Regions from separate parts of the Mus musculus genome. Here regions 2, 3 and 4 are each linked to region 1. A link is a loop called in an ENCODE intact Hi-C map of the cell type or tissue named here. Cell type or tissue: left cerebral cortex. All regions are shown on one strand.

What was found. Hi-C counts contacts between places; a loop is a spot of excess contacts. Peaks named below come from ENCODE experiments on the same cell type or tissue, not always from the same donor. Only the 100,000 strongest peaks of a DNase experiment are listed, where the experiment ranks them.
Region 2: it touches region 1 in a loop (6-fold over the local background); 3 of 42 quality-filtered maps call a loop at or near these places.
Region 3: a loop joins it to region 1, with 5 times the contacts of the local background. A loop is called at or near these places in 5 of 42 quality-filtered maps.
Region 4: it touches region 1 in a loop (7-fold over the local background); 6 of 42 quality-filtered maps call a loop at or near these places.

The regions. Positions count from the first base shown.
Region 1 is chr1:66,320,696-66,323,195 of GRCm38, reverse strand. Map2 (microtubule-associated protein 2) reads right to left here and starts at 1,472. Exons shown (of 15, transcript NM_001310634.1): 1 at 1,054-1,472; 2 at 728-792. In left cerebral cortex, no CTCF peak of the experiment used is centred here; DNase peaks (open chromatin) are centred at 703, 1,217 and 2,242; H3K4me3 peaks cover 2,060 bases; H3K27ac peaks cover 2,500 bases.
Region 2 is chr1:66,466,076-66,468,575 of GRCm38, reverse strand. It overlaps Unc80 (unc-80, NALCN activator), which reads right to left and starts at 642. Exons shown (of 65, transcript NM_001368824.1): 1 at 38-642. The coding sequence starts at 129. In left cerebral cortex, no CTCF peak of the experiment used is centred here; DNase peaks (open chromatin) are centred at 377, 634 and 1,011; H3K4me3 peaks cover 1,156 bases; H3K27ac peaks cover 1,081 bases.
Region 3 is chr1:66,385,535-66,388,034 of GRCm38, reverse strand. All of the region lies in intron 4 of Map2 (microtubule-associated protein 2), which reads right to left. Among named protein-coding and RNA genes, the nearest start is that of Map2, 65 kb to the right of the region's middle. In left cerebral cortex, no CTCF peak of the experiment used is centred here; a DNase peak (open chromatin) is centred at 1,103; H3K4me3 peaks cover 1,129 bases; H3K27ac peaks cover 2,039 bases.
Region 4 is chr1:66,173,654-66,176,153 of GRCm38, reverse strand. It overlaps a transcript of Map2 not described here. Among named protein-coding and RNA genes, the nearest start is that of Gm51629, 56 kb to the left of the region's middle. In left cerebral cortex, no CTCF peak of the experiment used is centred here; DNase peaks (open chromatin) are centred at 942 and 2,288; H3K4me3 peaks cover 1,390 bases; H3K27ac peaks cover 1,348 bases.

The DNA.
Region 1 (2,500 bases):
TCAATATACACCCTCATGCTAAGTTTAAAAATGATTATTTTTCATGTAAGGCTTGAGGCCCAGATCAATGGATTCAACTGCTTTCATAGCAAGAGAAAGGATCTATTTTCTTATGTTATTAATTCTGAATAAAGCATATGATACTAAGCTCTTTTGAAAATTAACCATTTCTGACTTTAAATATATTTCCTGTTGTATACTAAAGATATTGTATAGAAATTATAATATTTTATTCACCAAATTTCACAACACTGAGTCATCCCTGGGCTTCAGTCTCCAAAGCTCTTCCCATCTAAAAGGGTGAACCATTTTATTTAGAATATTTATTTTTTAAAGCATGGATCCACAGGAAACCTCCATCTAAAATAATTTTTAACATGTTTCTCTTAAGTTCAAATAAATATATTTTCTTTGTGATACACATATTTCAGACATTTTGTTAACTGTCACAATGACAAAAATCCAAACATTACAGATGAGCTAGGCAAGCTGATATTTCTTAGTATTTGCAGCATAGACAAAAGGCATATATTTTTTAGATACTTTCTATTCAAAATAGCCTCGGCTGATGGTGAAATCTGCATAAGAACTCCTACATCTTCTAGACAAAGATCAGACAATCCACTCTGGGATAAAAAACCAGCCATGAGGGTAAACCTAAAATAAAAGCATTCCAATTCTTTCTCAATTGCCCTTCCTTTAAACGTCCAAATAAATCATGCAGTACCTTTTAATTTTCTGACTGAGTGCTTCCCAATCAGTGCTTCCTCTGTTAGAGACAAGCTGAGGAACCTAGAGAAACAAAAGAAACACATATATACATATAGGTTTGTCAGATAAATATCAAAAATCACAACTCACCAATAAGTCCATTCATCCTTGATATCCAGATAATAAATGTATGCCTTGGAGTCTGGAGCACAAAAAAGGCAGCGCTTGGATTTTAAGCTCAATAACGTATTTAAAACACAGTATTCCGAGGCCACATAAAGCTGATCCTTTGAAAACGTGGATTAAAAAGAAAAGAAAATGTAAAAAGCCCTAAAGCATTACCGGTAGATATGCAGCAATACCCCTCGAATGGAGTCTGTAAGAGCTGCCACCGCAGAACCCTGCTTCAGGAACACTCCCTCTGTTCTGTGTCGCTAGCTCCAGACAGACGCAGTCTGAAAGCCACCAGCTCCTGTCTGTGTGTGCCGTGGAAAGGGAAGCTGCAAATTAGAAAAAGTCCCCGCAGTGGCGGAAAGGAAAATAAGGCAAGTAGGAGAGGGAGAGAGAGCTCACTAGGCTTAGAATTTTCGAGAATGATGACAAGCCACTCAGCTCCGCCATCATTCACTGACAAAAGGATGCTGCCTCTGGCTTAGGATTTAGCGGTTTGCCATGGGGACTTCTGGTACCAAATGCCTGACAGGCATTTTAATTGCCTCCATCCAAATGTGTCCCCAGGAGTCAAGTCTATAAGCCTACGAATGTCATCATCTGGTCTCCTTTGTGTCACACACACACACACACACACACACACGTGGGGGCGGGGCAGGCTTAGAGAGACTCGTTTTCAGGAATATAGGATTACAGGCAAGTTAAGCTACACAAACTGGACATAAGTAAATGATCATTAATTGGAATTTTATTATCTATATGAAGTATACTAGAGATAGTTTGAGGTTTTGTCATTGACAGATGAATACAATATTTAAAAACTATCCCATATTATTATTTATGTCCCAAAAAGGTATGTATTAAAGAAGTGTATATACTAGTATATATTTTTCTACAGAAAATTCAAAGGCTTTGTAAATATGATAACTACAAGCTTGGCAATGTGTCACTTCAAGGCTAGCCATGTGATATCCCTCTGCAATCATTTTATTCTGGTTCCATACAAAAGAAGGTGACAACCAGTTTGAGGACTGGGACTTTGCTGTCCCTGAGGTGAAGGTTATTACAGGGAACTCAGTGTTTGGCATAACCAGTCTCCCCTTCGTGTTAGCAAATGAAATTAACAATTGAATATCCCTGTCATACAGTGTGCTTTATGTAGGGGACTTAACTGTAGAATAATTCTTCACCTGTATTATCCTGGAGAAAATGGTTAATAGATGAATTGGTAAAGCATTGTTAGAGCCCTGAACCAGTAAATGGAGTAAATTTTCTGTGTATCAAAAGGGCCAGCTGCAAAGAAGGTTGCTGAGAGGAAGTATCACCATGGTTACCGGAAACAAAAAGCAAGGGGGTGGGGGTTGGAGAGAAGGGAGATGCCAGGAAGAGAGAACAGGAGTACAGTGGAGAAAATCTGGAGACAAAAGGATACAGTTCCTTCTCCTCCTTCTAGAAAGCTCTGCCTCTGACAGATTTGTGTTGTGCTTTCAATTCAATTAAGATGGAGTTTCATTTCCTGCTGCCATGTTCTTCCCCATTTTTGATCATGAGCTAATTTTGCTTTCATAAATATTCATTTTTTTTCTTTTCTATGGGATTGATCCAATCCATATCTGCA
Region 2 (2,500 bases), 150 kb before region 1:
ACCCCCCGAGCGCCACCTCTTGCCCCGCGCCCCTCACCTGGTTTGCCGCCACAGGAAGGTCTGGATGGGCAGAGGGATGCCGCGGCCGCCGTCCTGCTCCTGGCCCTCGGAGCTCTTCCTCTTCACCATGATGGTGGCTCCCGGGAGTCCTACCGCAGAACCCAGCGCGGGTTCCTCGCCGGCCGCCGCCGCCTCCTCGTCGCGCTGCTCCCCCCAGCTCTCATCCCCTCCTTCCCCGAGGCAGAGGCGGCTCTCCTCGCCGCCGGCCCCCGGCTCTCGCCCCTTCCCCCAGCCCTCCCCGCGCGCGGAACATGGCTGATGGAGGAGGGGAGGGCCGGAGGAGCGGCGCGGCGCGGAGGGGGGCGCTCGGAGCAGACGGCCGGCCCGCCGCCCCCGCGCCCTGCTTTCAGCACCTCCCACTGTGGACAGCGGCCCGCGCGGGGCAGCCCAGCCGCGGAGCAGAGCCGGGGGCCGGGGCTGCAGCTGCGGGGTGGCCGCGGGAGTCCACGCTCCGCATGGCACGGGCACGCCGGTCCCCCACGCGGCCTCTTCGGCACCCAGGGTTCTGCTTGCTCCTCTCGGAGTGCACCCCAGCAGTGTCCCCTGTCCTGCTTCCCAACCTCTGCGTCCGAAGGAAGGACTGTCGACCTCTGGGGAGGAGGAGCTTTGGAGAGCCGCAGAGCTCTGGCATCATTCGCACCTCTTGCAAAGAGGTCAGCAGTCCATCTCGGGTTTAGCAAGAAGGCAGGGGGGAATTGCTAGAAAATGAAATCAGGGCAGGAGGCTGGCTTGGCAAGTGGGAGGAAACTGAGAAGTTTTCCTATGTGAGAATTTGTTTTTACTGATAACTGCGAAGAAGTCTCCCGGGCTTGATTTACTAAAGCAGGGTGGGACAAACTACCCAGCTGTGGGTTTCCGCTAGTTGCAAACTGGGAGGCAACGTTTGAATCACACGAAGCATTATTTTTATAGGTCGTTAAATGCACTTTGGTGATCTTGTTCTCACTGCTGCCATGTTCCTTCCGTGTATAAACGTCCGCGTAATTTATAGCTGTATTCCTTTAACAAGTATTATCTAACATTGAGGCAAGTGGGGGTGAGGTGAGGTTGGATGACGCAGCCCGACTTCAAAACCAATGCTGTAGACTTATCTATTTGCAAACATTCAAAACAAAAGAAAACAAACAACATACAACAACAACAAAACATAGCAAACATGTTATTTAAACGGAGATGAGTGTACAACTTGAAATGACAAGTCAGATCTTCGGCCTTTATCTTAGGAGCTAGGACATGACATCCTCTGTTAACAACTCGCATAACCCACATGGAGAAAACTATGATACATAGTGATCTTAAGGACCCAGAAATAAACTTTTTATTTACCTTCTTGAAGGTAAATAAGGATCTAAAAAATAAGTATTTTACTTTAGATAGTGTCTTGCTAGGGAGCCCAAGCTTCCCTCAAACAATCACCTACCTCCCATCTCATTTGTCCTAGTGCCAGGATTGGAGAGATGCACACCCAGCAAAATATAGATCTTAAAACATACTAAGATAGAAACCAGATAAAGTGTGTTTGATGGATATTTATTAAGTGTATTTATGCCAGGAACTGTATTTATGTTGATTCCTGTTCACAAAAGGCTCCCAGTGTTTAAGGGAAGACAGCCATATGCAGAGAAGAGTTTATAGCAAACATGAGCATAAGTTCAGTTGTGAGCAGACAAGGAAGAAGATACAGGCAGGTATCGGTTGTTGGAAAGGAACCTTCCTGCCAGTGAAATGAAATCGTGAAATGAAATCGTCCTTTCCTTTTTGTGTGGTTGATGTGAAAAGGGTAAACAGGGGAACTAGAAAAGTGTGCTTTGATAGCCCAAGTCAATGTCGTGATACAAAATTACAAGCTAGACATAATAGGACGTGATAGACAAGTGGGTATGGGGTGGGGGTGGGGGACCAGCAGAGGCAAAGTACTTAAGGTTTGAACTAGATGGTTTGGGCTCTAACCCACTGTGTGCTAGATATATACCCTTTGGAAAGAAAAAGCTTTGCCAAGGCCTCTAATGATGACAAGATGCTAATAGTCTATTGACTATTCTGCCATCAGAAAATACCAACCAAATCTTCAAGTTTTGACAATTAAATAGATAGTGATTTCGTTTAAAAAGAAGAAAAGAATATGCAAGGAAGGGCATGTGCCTGAGTATGTGGTGGTGACTGTGGGGATGTTAACAAGTTATTCTGGGTTCTTCATTGTAAATTCCAACGACCATCACGAGGAGTCAGCTACACAGGTACATGTGGACTTCAGACGACACAGTAGGAAGACCGATTTTGTGGTTTATATTATATAGAATGTCACTGAAACTTGATAGTAGATGAGATTCAGGTTAATATGCAGGAGATAAAAGATGAACTTGATTTGGAAATATAGGAGATATCAGCTTTAGTATATGATCAGAAAGGACACTGTCAAAAGGAGACAGCTTAGGCTAAA
Region 3 (2,500 bases), 65 kb before region 1:
ATAAATCATCATGAGAAAATAAAACAGCAAATTAGAAATGAGAAAAAAAGTCAGGATATTAGAAAATATAGGAGAAAGTTTGAAAATCATAAAATATAATTAAATTATATCTACATTTAATTACACACACACACAGACACACAGACACAGACACACACACACCAAATTGGCACAAATTGTTTTTAGCACAATAGACTTGGTAATAACTCAAATCCAGTAAAATGTTTTTTTAAGTGTCAATTAGCCAAAGGGACTGATGAAATACTTTTTAAAATATCAATTCTGATGTGGTTCTGTTATTTAATAGAAACCAAGACAAACGAGATGGTCCCACTAGATTCAAGAACACAACAAGAACAACTGTGTGCCAATAAATCAACATTTTAAAGCATCACATTATGTCTTATGAGACAGAACTTTGCTGATGTCAATTCAAAAGTTTGTAGGCATTTAAAATTCCGAAACGATCCTACAATATATTGAGTCATTGGGTTTAATAGGAACAGTCTCAAGAAACCATTTTTTCCCCGATATTTTGATTCAGAATTACTGGTTTAAGACAATGTCACCCTGCTGTGACTTTGACTGAGAAGCAAACATGATCAACGAAGCATCACATGACTCTATATTTAGATGAAAAACTTTACTTGGTGTTCATTGCTTCCTCTATTGTGTAAAGCATAGACCCTTCTAGCTGGGGTATATATAAGCCCATACCTTCCTAGGAGCAAGAGACATCATTCTGTATGGCACTGTCCATGAAAGCTGGCCCTGATAGGCTCAGATCCAGTAGGCATCAATACAACAAGCTGTACAGTATGACAGAAGTGCACACCCACACCCGCTTCATCTGGTAGAAACCATGCAGGCAGGACAAAGCAATCACCACAGATACAAACCTTATAGAAGTGCCTTAATTAGAAAAAATCTACATCTCTCTCATTCCTTCTAGCCCAGATGCCTAACCTTCATGAGGAAAGTCTTGAAAAGATTCCCATTTTCTGGTCTCATCCACCGGTGCTGCCAGGCCGGACGGTTTGCAGCAAGCCTGTGTGTTTTCCTGCAGATCCACCCTTGAATGCTAAGTAACTGCTCTGCACACGCCTCTCTCTGCGGAGCTCAGGGAAATGGCAGCCAGAGCAATGAGTGGTTGGCATGGCAACAACAAGAAGAAAATCTGCAACCTCTTGTATTGTTAGGCCTGCTTGTTTATTTGCCTCAGGGGCCTATGCGGATAGCTTTAGTCATTTTGCTGGAGAAATGGCGCCGAGCTATTTTGCTGTGCGTACATTAATGTAGCGTATACAGTAGGTTGTATTTTAAAGGGGATCTCAATTGAGAATTGAAGGAAGAATAAGAATAAGAGGGTAGCAAAAGGCAGGTTTCAGTTTCCTAAGGTTGAAAAGGAAGAACAGAAAGGTTAGAGCTCTTGGCTGTTTGCATTTGAGCGATGCCAACCTCTGCGCCTATTATGTGTTTTCCAGCTTCAATATACGGTCTATGCAACAATAATTTTATGGGTCTGGGCCTGTCTGTTATGGGGCTGCTTGAATTATGGGGATGTTAAAAAGGAGAGAAAGCTATATCACCTCCTGGGTAGGGGGTAGACCTGGAAAATACAACTGAAAATATAGATGTTCCAGGGGAAAAAAAAAAGGGATTGTCGAGAATGGTTGGGAGTCAGGTAAAGAAATGTCCTTCCTTTTTATTTTATTTTATTTTATTTTATTTCTATTTTTTTATTTACCCCAAGTGATATGCAAAAAAGAGCCACTTCATCTGGGGACTTGTTTTCTCCTATTAGTGTTCAAATCCCATACCCAAGAACAACTTAAGTCACTCATGTCTGCTCTTAAAAACTTGCATACCTTGACAACTATAAATATCTTTTTCTTTTCGGCTGCCCTTCAGTCTCCACTTTGGAGGAAACTGAGACTCACGCTATGATTTCATGCCATGCTCTAGGAGTGTGAATATAAGTTCTACAACAGAAATGTGCACTTTGCCTGCCATAGATGGCAGCTGCAGAGGGGCAAGAGAGGAGCTCTCTTCTAAAAAGTAAGGAGCTTGGACCCTGTAGTACATGGTCTCAGGTGATGACTACACCCAAGAAAGATGGAAAGCTAGTCTTCTAGATGGACAAAGGTCGATATTACAAGATTAATTCTTTCAGGTAACAAACAAACAAAAACAAAACAAAACAATAAAACCTCTAATCTAAAGGAATCTTGAAAGACTTGTCAGTGGGCAGCCTGCTTAGAATGTAAATGAATGATAAATTATACACAAAAATTACATCTCTTCTTGGAGAAAAGACAATTCAGAATGAAACCAAGTTGCAAGGGGTTCCAATTGTCCTTCTGTGTCCTGTGTTGGAAGGTAGGGAGAGGTGGAGGGAAGGTTTCAGGATCTCTGTAATATCATAATCTATTGTTCGAGTCCTTATGTAAAATCTCATAACATTTGCATAAGGCCTCTGCAATCTGCACATATGTCTTAA
Region 4 (2,500 bases), 150 kb after region 1:
CCACCCCTCTCATTTGGGAAGAAAGGACTGCATAGAAACCCAAGCTCTGTCAGGCTTGTACCTTGGAGCCCCGCCCTCTACAACCAAAGAACAGTTTTTCATTTTCCCCAAATTACCAATGTATGCCAGTTCTCCTCTTCCTGTTGTCTCTGGAGAAATAATTTGAAATTTGAAATTGGCTTGGCTCCCCTCACCTCTTTCCTCACTGTGCAGAGCTCTGTGTCTGTGAGCACACAGAGACAGGCACACATAACAAATTAATAAAATAAAAATAAATCCTCTATCTTTAATTCTCTTCCCTAGGGTCTCTGTATAATTTCTTACCCTTCTTTCTATAGCTCGGGCAATATTAACTCTCAAAACATACACCCTAGCCTGAACCGAAGTTTCCAGTGGTTTTTTAAGTGGTACCTAACAAGGTCACTGGCTCATCTTCAAATCTAGAGCTTAAGTACCTAGCCGGGTCTCTTGCCCTGGTGTGACATCTGGAGAGGTCAGGCCTGGACAGCGCCAACCTGCGCGGACTCCCTCCCGTGGCACAGGGGACCGGTCCAGCAGAGACCAGCCAGTCCGGTTCCTGCTCTCCTGGCTGGCGGCTCCTCTCTGGCAGAGGCACGGGAGGAAGGACCAGGCTGAGCTAGGCGGGACGATGTCTTACCTGGGCGCGGAAAGAGGACGCACCCGCGGTCACAGCTTACTCGCAGAGCTAGAGCTTCTCCGTGGGAGGAGCCGGGGAGACCCGGCGACCGAAGAAACGAGGGAAAGAAGGACAGGAAAGAGAAAGAGGCCGTAGGGAAGCGGAGGTAGAGAGGATGCTGCTGCCGCCGCCGCCTCCACCGCCGAGAGCCCGCGCAGCCCGAGCGCCGCCCCGTGCGCGCCCCAGCCAGGCTCCGCGGCTGCCCCGCCCCGGCTGTTCCCGCCCCGTGCGCGCCCCAGCCTGGCTCCGCCACGGTCCGCGCTAAGCTGCCACCGTCGCAGTGTAGGGGAGGGGGAGCGCCGGGCCCCGCCTCCTGCCGCAGCCAGCAGCCCGCCCCGCGGGGACAGCCAGCCTTGGAGCCCCAGAGAGCCCCGCCCAGCCAAGGCCAAGGGCGGCGAGGGCAGTGGAGACTTGGCTCCTTCCTTCCCAGGGGTGGCCTGCTCTGCAGAATTGTCCCTCGGGGCTCACAAAGTAAGCAACAGAGACAAGCCGGCCTCCTTAAGGACGACCTTGGGAAGTCCAGGACAGTCGTTTCAGTCAGTCGTTGGGAGGGTCGCCTGTCTTAGACGCTGCTTTTTCCCTTCTTTGTATCACAGCTGAATCCTTTCAATGGATCACTTAATAGGAAAAGAATCACTGATCTTGCTTCTGCAAACCCAACAACAGGTGCATCTAGAAAACTCCAAAAGAAGTTGAGATAGAGAACAACCCCTGTTGGTACTGGACATTGGAGGGATAGAGGTGTGGAGAATTCTAGACCTTCTATCAGTAATCCGAAGCATATATTGATTAAACTAATTCTGGAGACCTACTGTGTGCCAGCCATTGCTCAAGGTTTTGTGGAAACATGAAATTTAAGTGTTCCCCATCCAGTCCATCTGTGGTGTGGTAATAATATCAAGCAAGGGTGAAAACTGTAAGCAACACCTCTGTCAAACTCGAAAAAACTCGTGGATTCTCAGGAAAAATGTCAACCTTCAGGTAATAACGTTGAAATAAAAACCATCTCCAGCAGCTGGAGAGACAACTCAGTAGTTAAGGGCACATACTGCTTGACCTTCCAGAGAACCTGGGCTAGCTTTCCAGCACCCACATCAGGCAGCTCAAAACTTCCCGGAACTGCAGCTACAGGGGGCTCTCAAGTCTATGGCCTCCATAGGCATTTGAATACATACACACACTTTAAAAAAAATTAAATTTTTTCAAAAGCATCTCCTAGATACCTTTGAAAAGGAAATGTCCAAGAAGGCAGCAGTGTAAGTGGAGGTTAGAATAAATTCATCCATCTCTATCAGGTACCGAGAGATCGTATTTTAAAAATCACCCCCAATATCGAGGAGATGAAATTTCTGATGAAATTGTAGTGGTTAATTTGCTTTTGACTCATAATACACCACAGAATGTTAGAGTTGATTTCTTGGGCATTTTGGTCTAATTTCCTCAACTTACAGATGGAAAAGTGACCCATTTACAGGAGACTGCAAACCTTAGAAGTCATTACACAGCAAGGCGTGAAAACATCATCTTCATAGTCACACCCTAGGCTCTGGGCAGTGTCTCACTCCACCCAGCTTCATCTGGTGTCCCTGGGACGCTTGTAAGGAGGTTGGAAATACCAGGGCACACCCAGTAGTAGGAAGTGTGGTGGAGGCGGAGCGCTCAGAGGTGGCCTGATGGAGAGGGTCAGCCTCGAGGAAATGAGAGAGACAGGAGGGTAGGAGGAAGGAATAGGAGTCCTGTTGCATCCCAAAGGGGCACAGAGACACAAAAGAACACTGGGAGACCTCATTCCAGGGCTCAGCC